Regions from separate parts of the Homo sapiens genome. Here regions 2 and 3 are each linked to region 1. A link is a loop called in an ENCODE intact Hi-C map of the cell type or tissue named here. Cell type or tissue: PC-9. All regions are shown on one strand.

Region 1 (5,000 bases):
CTCCTTTCTCAAAGGGTAGACCCCTTGGCTGGCCTAGCAGCTCCCCCGACAGCCCCATGCCTGCCCACCTCTTCAGATCCTCTCCTCCTCTTCTTTTTCCCCTGCCCTGGACAGGAGCTGGCTGTTCTCTTTTGTGATTTCAGGTCTTTGAACCTGTTGTTCTGGAATGTCTTTCCATTCTCTTATTAGGGAGCTCATAATTATCCTCCAAGTGCCAGCTCAGTTGTCATCTCCTTTGTGACACCTTCCTTCTCTCCTCTTGCTCCCACAACACCTACCCTAGTTTAGCATGAGCCATGGCAAGTCCATCTGCCTCCCCAGACTGAGCTTCTCAAGAGCAGGGGCTGGCTGGGCCTCCCTCATCCCTAGCATCCCCTCACTTGGCATAGGGTCTGCACATGGTCAGTGCTCAATAAATGCAGCTTGGGGTAAAAGAATAAACAACATGGTTCCCAGGGCTAGCAGTGGGACCCTCTTAATAGAAGCTTCCTGTAAAGGTAGCAGTCCCTCCCCAAGGGTAGCTAGCTTGGGTCCTGCTGGAGCAGGCCTGTGTGTAGACTAGGTATGTGGGAGGTTGATGGTTAGAGGACTGATAGGCTCATCCCATCTGGATTCCACACCTATCTACTCCAAGCCACAGGGCAGGGCAGAGGGCTTTCGCCAGCTATCTAGTACTTTCTCCACCTTACACCTGCACAGAGAGGGAGAGGGTGAGGATGGGGTGGGGATGAAGAAGGGAATTCACAGTCATGAGCATTGACAGTGTCATAGGTCCAACTCTTGTGTGACTGGTATACTTAAATCATTATACAGATGGGGAAACTGAGGCGGCTTATTTGCCCAGAGGCATACAATAAGTTGCACTGAGCTAAAATTGGAGCCAGGTTGGTCTGGCCCTAGAGTAACAGTTCTTTTCTTTATAAGATGCTGCCTTCTGCAGAAATCACAAACAGCACCCCAAGGAAACAGGAACAGGGAAAGGCTCATGCTAAAACTTGTGTGTGTGTTGGCATCTCTCCTTAAAGAATGGGTGGAGAATGGGCTGGGTCAGTTGCTAAGGTGGCACTGGGCAGCCTTTCCTCCATCGTGTCTGGACATGGGTAAAAGAATGATTTCACAGTAGGGTTTAGGTCGACAAGGCACTTTCTCATATGTGTGATTGCATGCGGAATCATCATGGCAACTCTCTGAGGCAGGTATTACCATCTCCATGTACTGATAAGGAAACTTCAGAATGGCTGTGTATTAGTCCATTCTCACACTGCTATGAAGAAATACCCAAGACTGGGTAATCTGAAAAGAAAAGAGGTTTAATTGACTCACAGTTCTGCATGGCTGGGGAGGCCTCAGGAAACTTACAATCATGGCAGAAGGAAAAGCAAGAACCTTCTTCACAGGGCGGCAGGACGGAGTGAGTGCAAGCAGGGGAAATGCCAGGTGCTTATAAAAACCATCAGATCTCATGAGATTTATTATCATGAGAAGGGCATGGGGGAAACCACGCCCATGATTCAATTACCACCACTTGGTCCCACCCTTGACATGTGGGGATTATAGGGATTACAATTCAAGGTGATATTTGGGTGGGGAGAGAGAGCCAAACCATATCACTATGTTAGCACAGTGATTTCTCTCAGTAACAACCCAGGGCCTTTAGAGACCTGTCATCCCACCATGCTTGGCTACTTGCAATACCTGGCCAAAGTCTCAACCCCCAAAAAATGGGAGGGGGACCGGAGGAAAAAGTGGTGGCAGGGGAGGAAGACCTCCATGGTGAGAAAAGATGGGGAGGGGGGACTCCAGACACAGGTGAAATGGGAGAAGGGGCGTGGACCAGGCTGCCTGGACTGAACCAGCCCATCTCATTAGGGACCTGACTGCCTGTATTTTAGATCAGAAATACTTGACCTGACAAAACTTGGGATTTATTTCCATGCTTTCTTGGGGTAGGCTGTGTGCGTGTGTGTGTTATTTTTCGTTTAGTTTTTAGTGAACGTTCTTTTCAAAAAAACTACTCTTGTTTGAGTTGAAATTATGGGGAAACAGGGATAGTAGGCACCTGGGTTACTACAACCCAGGAGCAGTGCAGCCCCTCAGGGATGGCAGCTACAGTGGCAGACTCTGGGAGAGCTGGGGGAGCTGGCAGGGAGGAGGGAGAAGTTACATCCGGGGAACAATGGCTGCCAAGGCTAGATTTTCTCCCTTCATGAGAACCTGGGAGCTGGGACTCAGGCAAGATTCATGGGCCAGTCCAAACTGAGATGTGCTGGACAAGTCAATGTCCACCAGCTTTCAAAGATTCAATATGAAAAAAGAATGTGAAATATCTCATTCATGAATTTGTTATTGATTGCATTTTGAAATAATGTTTTTGATATATTGGGTTAATATGTTACTAATTTCACCTGTTTCTTTTGACCTCTTTAATAGGGCTTGCATTATATTTCTATTGGACATATATCTCTATATTCTAACATAGACTGTGGATTAGAAAGACTTAGGTTCAAATCCCACCTCCACCACTTGCTCAAGGACACTTGGCAGGTGAGCCCAGCTACAGCCACCAAAGACAAGATGAGCCCAGCCATGGGGAAAGAGCAACTGGATTCCAAGCCAGGGTTCCGTCTCAACCCAGAAGCTTTTACCCACTTCTTGTAGGGATGGCAGAGCCTCCACGAGTGTGGCTGGCTTGACTTTTGCTGCAATAGGCAAGGGGGTGCCCAAGAACTTGGCCTGCAGTGACTGGGATTGCAAGATTCTGATTCCAGGAAAGGAAGCAAGGAGGTTAAAAAAAAAAAAAAAAGGCTAGAAAGTTAAGGAGAAAAGAAGGCCTTAAAGAGACTGGTCTGGCAGGGTTAATAGTTTCTTTCCTTCAATAGAGATTTCATGCCACATTGAATAAATAAAATACCACACAATTGCAAAAGATGCATTCCACAGTATATTAGATACCACCACACTGTTACCCACATCTGTCAGCTACTACCATCAGAGTGACTGATGACTTATCAAAAGCCACTCTGACATTTCCAAATGAGATATTTTGATAGAGGTGCCATTCAACAGGGCCAAAAAAGCAGATAGAACTTGAATGTAAATGAGGAACATTTGTCACCTTTGTCTCACCTATTTAAAGGTTTCTTGTCTGACAACAAGGAAAGGGAGAGAGGGAGTGAGGGGAGAGGAGGTGGAGGATGGGCAGGTAAGAAGGTAAGAGGGAAGGGGAGAGAGCACCAACTCCAAAAGAGCCCAAAGGAGAAGGGCTGGTCCCTGAGAGCAGTAGGAAGTGAAAGAGAAGCAAAGCCCAGATGGACGGCTCTGATTTTTATGCGGAGTCACTCTATGACTCAGCAGGAAGGAGCAGTATCAAGAACAAAGACCAGAGCTGTCCAAGGTGGCAGCCCCACATGAGGCCACTGGGTATTTGCAATGTGGCCAGTCCAAATGGAGATGTGCTGGACATGTAAATGTACACCAGCTTTCAAAGATTTAATATGAAAAAAGAATGTGAAACATCTCATTCATGAATTTGTTATTGATTGCATTTTGAAATATTTTTGCTATATTGGGTGAATATGTTATTAACTTCACCTGTTTCTTTTTGCCTTTTTAATGCAGCTTGCATTATATTTCTATTGAACATACATTTCTATATTCTGACAGACTGTGGATTAGAAAGACTTAGGTTCAAATCCCACCTCCACCACTTACTCAGGGACACTTGGAAGGTGAGCCCAGCTACAGCCACTGAAGACAAGATGGGCCAAACCATAGGGAAAGAGCACAGGGTTGGAACAGGATGGGCTGGGGTTGGCAGCATGTGTGGAAACAGACAGTGGGGAAAATGTGAAGAGGAAAATGTCAGAGAGGTGCAGCCAACTGCACCTTCCCACAGTGAGAGAGGGCCTGGGCAGGGTGCAGAAGAAGCTGTAACCTCTCCCAAGGCTGCCCTCACTACTGGGTACATCTCAATGCCAAATCCCAGCATGTCAAGAGTTGGAAGAAGCCTGAAAGAGAATCCAATCCAGGGACCCCAAGAAAATAGGCCCAGAGCCAGGAAATTCCTTCCATGTGCTTTCCACTGCTTCCCCCGCAGCACCTCCAGTTCGTATGTCCACTGAATTGAGGGATGGTATCCAAGAAGCAACCGCTGCATACCAACAATGAGGTCCTCTTGTATGGCCCTGAGAGTTTTATTCAAGGGAGGCTTCACCTGCATGGACTTGTTACCACACAGTTGGTCTTCTAGCCTCGCCCCCCCACCCAACCTACTTTTTGGTTAGGTTGGTTTGATTCATTCATCCATTTATACTCTGCAGCTGTGTGCTGAGAACCAGGCCATGAGCTAGGGATACAGAAATAAATAAGACCCATCCCTGCCCTCCAGGACCACACAGTCTAGTGGTTTTGAAATGTGGAGCTGTTCAGACCACAGCCCCCAACCCTTAAGGTGGTGACCTTCCCCACTTTACAGCTAACTGAGATTACCCAGTGGTGGTGGCAGGCCCAGACAGAGATGGCTCCTGACCAGAACAGAGGCCTTTCCACTAGCCGAGCTGCCTCCACTGGCACATGGAGGGAGAGGCAGCTGCGTGGCGCTGGGATGAGGTCAGGCCAGAGTCATCAGAAGTCAGGTGGATGCACCAAAGCCCAGACCCTGGCTTCAGAAAGTACACCAGGTGAAGGGATTTGTGGAAGGCCACAGAGCAAATCAGCATCAAAGCCAGGACAAGAACTCAGGGTTTCTGATTCCTAACTAAACTCTTCAACCAGTGGCGGCGACTCAAAGAGGTGAATGAGCACAGGGCCAGTCTGCAGCCAGGAGCTGCAGCTGACTCCCTTACCTGCTGCTGCTCAGGATGCAGGGTTGGTTCTCGCCTAAGAGCAACCTGCTGAGGGTCAGGCGCTCTGGGCTGAACAGCCCCACATTCAGAAACCACTAGACTGTGAGGTCCTAGAGGGCAGGGATAGGTCTTATTTATCTCTGTATCCGCAGCTCA
Region 2 (5,000 bases), 62 kb after region 1:
CCTCTGGCTTCAGTATCCATTTAAATAGAGAGAAGGCAGGTGGGGATAGAGGAGAGAGACCAAGGGAACTAGAGACAGACAGACAGCGGAGAGGGGAAGAGGAAGAGGAAGGAGGACAGGGTGAGCGGGGAAAGAGGCGAGGCGAGTAGAAAAGAAAACGAGAGCGGAAAGAAGATAAGCAGAGGAAGTGGGGGCAAGAAAATGAAAAGGGAGAGAGATAAGAAGAGGAGGGTGGGGGAAGCTCAGCTTTGCGGGTGCTTGGCAGAGACTCCTCCTCCAGCTAACTGAGGAATCTGCCTTCCTAAAATCCATCTGGAGCCCAGCACACCCCAACCTGGGGAGAAGGAAGCAAGGCTGTGCCTCGCCTGGTGGCACGGTCCTGGTGGCGAGCTCCTGGGCTTCATGGGGATGTGTGAGCAGGGCTGTGCCACCCTCTGTGCCCACCTGATGGGAGATCTCTCCCCCGACCCCAGGGCCCCAACCATGCCTCATGCACAAACCACGTGTCTACCATTATATTCCTTTCTGTAGCAAAAGACTTGGCATGGGAAGCGTTCCTCCGTCTGCTCCAAGGGAGAGGCGACCTCTGAAAGGAATCCCCTACTCCTGCCCCTGGCAGTGCCCAGCCAGGAAAGGTGCAGGGTCTCTGGGGGTGAGCCCCCCACCTGGGGCTCTCTTTGTTCCTTTCTGTCCTGGGGCTTTGGCTTAGGAAAAGACTCACACACAGTGGAGTTTATGGGCACAGTTGGATGTGTCTGTGTTGCCATGACAACAGTGAGGGCTGCCCCTGTTTTCTTCTCCATTCCATACTCTGCTCCTTTCACAGGCTAAAACCTCTGTCTCTCTCCCCCATTCAAGCACTAACCAGGCCCAGGCCTGCTTAGCTTCCCAGATCAAAGGAAGTCAGGTGTGTTCCGGGGGGTATGGCTCTAGTGTCTCTCTCTCTCTCTCCCTCTCCCCCGTTCAATTCTCAATTCCTTCCTGTCCCCGCTGCACTATTGCTAATTTCCATAGGACTTAACCCCCCCTCCCCCATCCCTGTTTCTCCCTCTGGAAGGAGTAAAGCTATGCAGGTTTTTCTTCTAAGACTGCAGGTTCCCAAGAGCTGGTCCCCACCACTGTGGGTGGGCAAGCATCCTATGCTGTAACTGGGAGCAGAGGGGTAAGGGCCTTGGGCTAGGTGTGTGGGACGGGTGGGGCCTGGGGTTTCCAGCATCCTCTGAGAAATTGCACTCTTCTTCCTCAGGGTATTCCTTCAGCAAACCCCATCCTTGTCCCCAGGCATCTGCAAGGGCAAGCCTCTTCTACCTCAAAACTTGTTGCACTCTTTCTTGCAATTCCTGGTCAAGATTCTTCTCGCACTGTGAGCTTTGCCTGTTTAACTCCACCTGACCTCAAACACCAGGACTCCTCTCAGCTTTTAAGTGCACTCTGGAATATCGATCTGCGCTTGCTTCTGTGGTACGTGCCCCCGTCTACATTCTGCGCTGCGTTTATGTGTCCAGCCTCCTCAGCAGCCCAGGGCAGTAGTTTTGTCAGTCAAGCACAACTTGCTGTGCTCCCCTCCAAATCCCCTCCCCAGTACCAGACCTCTGTCCCATGGCAAACCCATTCTGTGCAGATTGGCAGGGCCAGCCAGCCTGGCCTCCTTTCTTCCACTCAGCCCCACCTGCTCACAGGGATGGGTACCCGGCCCACGCAAAGCCAGACAGTGCCTTCTCTGAGATTTGATGCTAGGATATAAGCTCTTTCTCTGGCCAGGCGTGGTGGCTCACACCTGTAATCCCAGTACTTTGGGAGGCCGATATGGGTGGATCACGGGGTCAGGAGATCGAGACCATCCTGGCTAACATGGTGAAACCCCGTCTATACTAAAAAATACAAAAAATTAGCCAGGCGTGGTGGCGGGCGCCTGTAGTCCCAGCTACTCGGGAGGCTGAGGCACGAGAATGACGTGAACCCGGGAGGCGGAGCTTGCAGTGAGCCGAGATTGTGCCACTGCACTCCAGCCTGGGTGACACAGCAAGACTCCATCTCAAAAAAAAAAAAAAAGCTCTGTCTCTGGCCTGTGAGCTGCAGGACAATTTAGGCTTGGAATTTCAGGGGCCACATTTCTCACTGCATGAAAAGAAACTAATACCTGGCAGGAAACAGTGTCATGACTAATACTTCATGTTTACGCATCACTCTGGGAATTTGCTGAGGGCAAGGGCTGTGTCAACCTCTCTCAGACTGGAACTCTCTAGGGGCGGGAATGGGGTTTACCTCATTAGATTGGGAGCTCCCCTAGGCAGGAGTGACTCTAAAGCAGATTAGGTGCTAAAGTCCTGGTAGTGTAATTGGTAAAATATCATGCATTTAAAGCTCCTCACTGAAGGCTTAATTCCTTATTCAGATATCTTTATAAAAATCCCACCTGATCATAAGCTCTACCTGGGTAGTATCTATCTCATTTGCCATTCCAGGTACTGAGTCTAAAAAGAAAGACAAGGCCATCTTTGCCTTGGGGAATTTGCAATCCTGGAGCAGAAGGTATATGTGCTATGATGGAAATACATAGAGGGTCCAGTGGGAGCATGGGGAGAAATGGAAACACTATCTCAGGACAGGTCTGGAAAATCTTCCGAGAAAAGATCCCAAGCCAAGTCCTGAAAGAGGCACAGGTGTTCGTCATCTGGGCAGAGTGGAGAGTGGCATTCCAGACCAAGGGAACCGCCTCAGCAGAGGTGTGAGGTGCTTGGGAAGGGGAGGTAGGTGCCAGATGTTGGGGGAGGGTGAGGCTGAATCACCTCCAGGTGTTTAGGGGCATCTTCCCATTCACTCCTCTCCCAGACCCTCCCTTGAAGCAGTCTTTAGTGGAACCATCTTCTGCTGTTTGGAATCCACAGTCCTTCAGGGCAGACTAAAGATCCTGGGCCATGCAATATGCTTCAAATGACCTCCTTCCTTAGCCTTCATCTTCGGGCTACCATGAGTCAGAATTCTCCGCTGCAAGTCCCACTAACCAACTCTCTCTGTTAGAAGCACAAATAAAATATGAAATTTACAGAAATATAAATGGAGCGATGTATTTCATCAGCTGAGGATACAAAGAAGGTCACAGATCTTTGAATACTTAAATCAGTCCTTTAAGCAAGCACATTTCCAACTAAGCAGAAAGTCTAGTATCTCTTAGTACCCTCTCTTCCTCCCCAGCGCTTGCCCCTGACAATGGATGGAAAAGCCCTAGGGCTTGTGTAGTGTGATGGGCCAGTAAAAAGATCACTGCAGAGCCGGCCCAGTCCCTGCTTCTATCACTGCCTCCTGAATGATGGCTCTGCATTGGTCTCACACAATCCAGAGGGGCTTCCCCATGGCGGCCTTTATGCCTTTGCCAATCAGACGCCTGCGCAGACCTGCTCATGGCTATGCCACTTCTGGGGTTTCTGATACAGTGCAAATGAGCTTTTACTCACCTGTTTTGCTACTGTCCCCACAGGTCACCAGCTAAGTAGCTGGGTCTGGGAGAGTTTCTAGCCACTGCCACACTAGCCACACTCTGTGCCACACTCTGTGCCAGAACCGGCCACTTTGCCATCAAGGTAATGCAGGCTCCAGTGTGAAGGCAGCTGATTGGGCTATACTGGCGCTTCCTAAATTTCACTGTGTGTGAGAATCACCCAGAGAGCTTCTTCAAGCACAGATCTGGGGCCCACACTCTCAGACATTCTGATTCGGTAGGTCTTGGATGGGGCCTAATAATCTGCATTTCTAACAACTCCCACAGGATGTTGATGCTGCTGGTCCAGGGGCCACACTTTGCTTAGCCCTGTCTGCAGTTGCCCTCAGGATGAATTCTCCCCTGGGGCCCCTTTTGTCTATTCTCACCGGTGATGTCTGAGGTCATTACCATCTCAGTCCATCAGGACCTGCTGAATTAGAGCAAATAAGAGATCAGCGTCCTGATCCTTTTCCTTTCAAGGGGCTCCCTGGGCGCCCTATGCAAATGTGTCTACATCTTCCCGGCTACCTTTGACTCCTCTATTCCAATAGTTCTCACAGTAGGGTCCCCAGACCAGCAGTATTAGCATCACAAGGGAACTTGTTATTTAATAGAAATCCCAATTCTCAGGCTCCAGCACCGACCTCCTGTCCTGTGCACTTTTGTGTGGAAAAGTGTCAGAGTGGCCTAGAGGCAGGATGGGCAGGAGTGAGGAGAGAGCTACTCTTCACTGGGTTTTCCACAAGAAAGGCAAAGCAGGGCGGAGTGAACATTTTAGAATTGGCTAGTTTGGATAATGTCAACAGGCTTTAAACTACAGGGGTGGTCTCCAGTTGCCTGGTACCTGGCCCTGGGATGAGTAGGGCAGAGGAAGATTGCTTCCCGGGGTAAAAGGGCCAGACTGAGATCTGGCTCTGGGTGGGTTCGTTTGCATATAAAAGGCCTGCTCCCACTGAGCCCATCACTGTCTCTAAGAATATGGCTAGCCCAGGGAGGGGCAGTCTGTCTCCAGCCAGAAAGATGTTTAAACATCAACACATCGTAATACATATAGAAAGTTAAAAAGATAAACAATACACCCACTGATTCAGAAACTCTGGGGTGCGACTCAATGCTCCGTTTTCATAGCCTTCCAGGTGTTACTGATGCAAACCACAGTGTGAGATCCGTCACTCTATTCCAAGAGCTGCTAGAAGGGCAGCCTTTGCTGAGCCATAACATAGATCCCGTTAGCCCCTCTCCTAACTTTACCTACGCTCTGGGGCATTCAGTGACTTTCCTAAGGTGACTGGCCGGATCAATCCAGCAGCTGTCAGCCACACACCAAGAGGCGGAGCAGGCCAAGGTGGCTGCAGAGTGCAGTGGAGCCGTGTCCAGCCCTGCACCGCAGGCTGTGTGTCTTTGGCCATGTCACTAACTTCTTTGTGTCTTCTCAGCAGAATGTGGGGACAGAACCTAATGATCTCGAAAGTCTCTTCCAGCGCTGCTGTTTCTTGATTCTCCTTATCACTCCTCAGCG
Region 3 (5,000 bases), 58 kb before region 1:
TTTTTGAGATGGGGTCTTGCTCACTATGTTGCCCAGGCTGATCTTGAACTTCTGGGCTCAAGCCATCCTCCTGCCTCAACCAGCCAAGTAGCTGGGATTACAAGCGAATGCCACAGCACCTGGCTGCTCATTTCCTTTTAGCGCTGAATAATATTCCATTGTCTGGATGTACCACAGTTTATTTATCCTTCCACCTCCTGAAGGACACCTTGGTTGCTTCCAAGTTTTGGCAACTAGGAACAAAGCTGCTATAAACATCTGTGTGTGGGTTTTTTTGTGGACATAAGTTTTCCACTCATTTGGGTAAGTACCAAGGAGTGCGACTGCTAGATTATATGGTGAAAGTATGTTTAGTTTTGTAAGAATCCATGAAACTGTCTTCCAAAGTGGCTGTACCATTTTGCATCCCCACCAGAAATGAATGAGAGTTCCTGTTGCTCCACATCCTCACTAACATTTGGTATTATCAGTGTTCCAGATTTGGGGCATTCTAATGTATATAGTGGTATCACTTTGTTTTAATTTGCATTTCCCCAATGGCATGTGACGTGGAGCATCTTTTCATATGATTATCTATCATTTGTACATCTTCTTTGGTGAAATGTCTGTTAAGGTGTTTGGCTCAGTTTTTTCTTTTTTTATTTTTATTTATTTATTTATTTTTTTATTTTTTTGAGACAGAGTCTCGCTCTCACCCAGGCTGGAGTGCAGTGGAGCGATCTACGCTCACTGCAACCTCCGCCTCCAGGGTTCAAGCTATTCTCCTGCCTCAGCCTTCTGAGTGGCTGGGATTACAGGCACACGCCGCCATGCCCACTAATTTTTGTATCTTCATTAGAGTCGGGGGTTTGCCATGTTGGCCAGGCTGGTTTTGAACCCCTGACCTCAGGTGATCCTCCCGCCTCGGCCTCCCAAAGTGCTGGGATTACAGGCGTGAGCCACTGTACCTGGCCTCGACTCAGTTTTTAATTGGGTGTTTGTTTTCTTATGGTTGAGTTTTAAGAATTTTTTATATATTTTGGATCAGATATGTCTTTGGCAAATATTTCTCCTAGTCTGTGGCTTGTCTCCTTCCTCTCTTGACAGCATCTTTTGCAAAGCAGTTTTTCATTTGAATGACGTGCATCTTATCAGTCACCTCTGTCATGGATTGTGCCTTTGGTTTTGTGTCTACTTTTATGTGGACTGTACCAGCCACGGCCTCCTGACTCCCGACTCCCGACTCCCCTGCATTGCTTCATCTCCTGCCCTCTCCGCTCTGCACTTTGAGGATCTCTGCAAACTCCACTCACATTAGCCTTTCAGTTCCAGATGGCCGGGCCCCTCCCTACCCCAGACTGCACCTGCTGTGCCCTTCTCCAGTCAACTCCCACCATCCTTTGAAACTCAACTCAGTATCACTACCTTGGGAGAGCCTTCCCTGGTGTCTCAGTCCAGCTCAGGCCCTGATTATATCTCCCCCAGCCACTGTACTTCCATTTCCTTCCATGTATCACAGTCATAAGATGCAGTTTCGCTGCAGCTTCAAGGGTTAAGTTCCATGAGAGCAGGTGGAATTTCTTTGTTGGTCACTGTCTTATCTTCAGAATCTAGCACTGTGCTTTGCATATAGTAATAATTATTATTTTAATAGCAAAAATATCTATTGTACCACGTGCCAGAAACCCTTCTAAACAGGTTACATATTTAGCTCCCCTGTTCTTCTCAATACCTCTGTGAGTATTTGATTATTGCCAGTTTATGGACAAGATATCTGAGGCCCAGTTTGCTTGAGATCACACAGCTAGTAAGTGGAAAAGCTGGGGTTCCAACCCAGACAATCTGGCTCCAGTGTTAATGTTCTTTATAATACTGGGTTGCTTCTCAAATGCAGTATATCTTCGTTGACTGAATGACAGCATGAGAGAGAAAGAGACAGAGGCAATTAGGAAATGGTAAGAGAATACAGCTAGTTAAAGACCAGAGTGAATGAAATTACCATTTGTCTCTGAAGGGCTCCTTGATGGTTGTTGATCGACTGACTGATGTAGTCTGGAACAGGGACATGTAACCTGCCCCAGCCTCTCTTTCCTTCTGGGGATCAATAGCCTGGGTCCTTCTCAAGGGGCATGTTGGAAGGATGCCACAGGGTGCCACAGTACCGAGCTGCCTGGGGTAGAGACAGCCTGGGCTGCAGGTAATGACCACTGAGATGTGCAGGACACCAATTAAAAAGCTTCAGTCCATTGTCTCCAGCAGTTCCGGCTCAGTTCCAGCCCTTTTTAGAGAAAGATACTGGATTGCCCAGGGGACCCCCAAGGCCCTTGCCCCCATTCCTGCATCTGGTCCAGGCTCTGGCCACATCCGGGGCCTTGTTACAGACTTTTGGGGCATTTCCTCAGCCTCCTCCAGTCACCCTGTGTCAGGAAATGTTGCTATCCAATTGTAATGTCTAAAAGGAATTTTCCCCGACAGTGAGAATATAATTGAGGAGCCTCGGGGAATGTTATTCTCCTCCCTGGGGACACCTGGAGAGCATAACCTCCATCCACAGGGCTGCAGGGCTGGTTCTGCGAGCTCATTCATTCAGCAAGTCAGGGCATTTCAGTTGTCCCTGCTTTTTTTTTTTTTTTTTTTTTTGAGACAGGGTCTCACTCTGTAGCCCAGGCTGGAGTACAGTGGTCCTCTCTGCAGCCTCGATCTCCTAGGCTCAAGTAATCCTCCCACCTCAGCCCCCTAAGTAGCTGCGACTACAGGCACATGCCATCACACCCAGCCTCAGTGGTTCCTGCTCTTTAAAAGAGAAGAGAGGCAATTTTCATGCAGGAAGCAGGGACTTGGTGGGCCTCCAGAATGAGAACACAGGCTTTGAAAGGTACAAGAGGTGTGGAGAAGGTGCTGACTCACAGAGAAGCTGATGTGAAGCCAGAAGACCCTGGAAAAGATGGTGTTCCCCTCAGAGCCTGCCAGGCTCCTAGAAAGCCTTGACCAAGATGGTGGCCTAGGACTCTGAGGAAGAAGTCGGGCCTCCCTGAACCAGTCTAGATTCCTGCTTCCTAGAGTTATAAGGAAGGTGTGGCCAAGCAAATATAGGACAGGCAGACATGCAGGGGAGGAATCTTGAGGCCAGAGAGGAATGAGCTTTCCTTACCCAGGAGTCTGGAATGAGATTCCTGAGGCCCAGTGCAGGAGGCCAGCAGATGGCTGGCACACACAAGTACACAAGTGCTCGCACCTTAAGAAGATTTAAGGGAACAGGCCCCGGGAAGGTCAGATGCCTTCAGACCCAGAATGTTGGCAGTCTGACCCCTGAGCTTCTGTGGTTAACACCTACCCCTTAGAGAGGTGGGGCAAAAAAAAGGAACTACGGTTTTGGGTGGCCTAGCAGTGCCAACCAATCTAACCATTTTTTCAGTGCGGTCAGGACTGAACTGGAACTTGGCGATAGGTCAATTCATTACTTTTGGATATTTCTGAGGAATTGTCCTTAACGTCTTAGAAAAGTCCCCCCATACCCCCCCCCTTTTCTTTTTTGAGACAGAGTCTCGCTCTGTTGCCCAGGCTGGCGTGCAGTGGCACAATCTCGACTCACTGCAACCTTTGCCTACCAGGTTCAAGCAATCCTCCCACCTCAGCCTCCTGAGTAGCTGGGATTACAGGCATGCACTACCATTCCCAGATAATTGTTTTTTGTATTTTTAGTAGAGATGGGGTTTCACTATATTGGTCAGGCTGGTCTCGAACTCCTGACCTCAAGTGATCCACCTGCCTTGGCCTCCCAAAGTGCTGGGATTATAGGCCTGAGACACTGTGCCCAACTTGAAAAGTCTCTTTTTTAAAATCTTGTTGTATTAGGGCATTCTTGCGTTGCTATAAAGAAATGCCTGAGACTGGGTAAGTTACAAAGAAAGGAGGTGTAATTGGCTCATGTTTCTGCAGGCTATACAGGAAGCATGGCAGCATCTGCTTCTGGGGAGGCCTCAGAAGGCTTCCAATCAAGGCAGAAGGCAAAGGAGGAACAGGCACAATGTATGGCAAAAGCAGGACCAAGAGAGTCGGTGGGGAGGTGCCACACACTTTTATTTTATTAGTTTATTTTATTTTATTTTTTTGAGACAGTGTCTTGCTCTAGAGTGCAGTGGCACAATCTCGGCTCACTGCAACCTCCGCCTCCCCAGTTCAAGCAATTCTCCTGCCTCAGCCTCCCGAGTAGCTGGGATTACAGGTGCACACCACCATGCCAGCTAATTTTTGTATTTTTAGTAGAGACAGGGTTTCTATATGTTGGCCAGGCTGGTCTCAAATTCCTGACCTCAGGTAATCCACCTGCCTCAGCCTCACAAAGTGCTGGGATTACAGGTGTGAGCCACTGCACCTGGCCCACACACACTTTTAAATGACTAGATCTCGTGATAACTCACTCACTATCTCGAGGACTCACCAAGCCGTGAGGGATCCATCCCCATGACCCAAACACTTCCCACTAGGCCCCACCTCCAGCATTGGGGATTATAATTCATCATGAGATTTGGGTGGGGACAAATATCCAAACTATATTACTTGCCTTATTATGTTAAGGGAAAGAAACCATTCATACATTAAATCCATTTATATGAAATTCAAGAACTGGCAACACAAATCTGGTGGTAGAAATTAAAACAGTGGTGGTCTCTGGTGGAAATTTTCTAGGGTGATGGAAGTATTCCATACCTTGATTTAGATGTTGGTTATATGGGTGTATACATTTGTCTAAACGTGTTGAATGGTACACTTAAAATCTGTGCATCTTACTGAACATAAATTATAATTATATCTCAAACAAACGAACAAAACAACTTTTTCTCTGTCCTTGGGAAGAAGAGATTTTCCCACTCTTCTTCATTGTAAAGAGGTAGATGGCTGGGGCCCCCAGGAAGCAGTTAAATGTGGTAGAAAACACATTGGCTTTGGAGTCAGGCTCTGATTCTGATTCTATTTTGCCATTTGTGGCCTTGGACAAGCTGATCTCCAATTTTCTAATC

Evidence for each region. Peaks named below come from ENCODE experiments on the same cell type or tissue, not always from the same donor. Only the 100,000 strongest peaks of a DNase experiment are listed, where the experiment ranks them.
Region 2: it touches region 1 in a loop (10-fold over the local background); 2 of 110 quality-filtered maps call a loop at or near these places.
Region 3: it touches region 1 in a loop (2.8-fold over the local background); 3 of 110 quality-filtered maps call a loop at or near these places.

The regions. Positions count from the first base shown.
Region 1 is chr1:204,644,369-204,649,368 of GRCh38, forward strand. All of the region lies in intron 1 of LRRN2 (leucine rich repeat neuronal 2), which reads right to left. Among named protein-coding and RNA genes, the nearest start is that of LRRN2, 39 kb to the right of the region's middle. RefSeq lists an enhancer at 3,132-3,802. In PC-9, no CTCF peak of the experiment used is centred here; DNase peaks (open chromatin) are centred at 2,923 and 3,323; H3K27ac peaks cover 1,717 bases.
Region 2 is chr1:204,706,496-204,711,495 of GRCh38, forward strand. It overlaps LOC105371693 (a long non-coding RNA gene), which reads right to left. Exons shown (of 2, transcript XR_922454.3): 2 at 2,384-3,014. It also overlaps the pseudogene RNA5SP75. Among named protein-coding and RNA genes, the nearest start is that of LRRN2, 23 kb to the left of the region's middle. RefSeq lists enhancers at 2,464-3,433, 3,434-4,403, 4,404-5,000. In PC-9, no CTCF peak of the experiment used is centred here; a DNase peak (open chromatin) is centred at 2,166; H3K27ac peaks cover 584 bases.
Region 3 is chr1:204,586,510-204,591,509 of GRCh38, forward strand. All of the region lies in intron 5 of LRRN2-AS1 (LRRN2 antisense RNA 1), which reads left to right. Among named protein-coding and RNA genes, the nearest start is that of LRRN2-AS1, 25 kb to the left of the region's middle. In PC-9, no CTCF peak of the experiment used is centred here; a DNase peak (open chromatin) is centred at 2,512.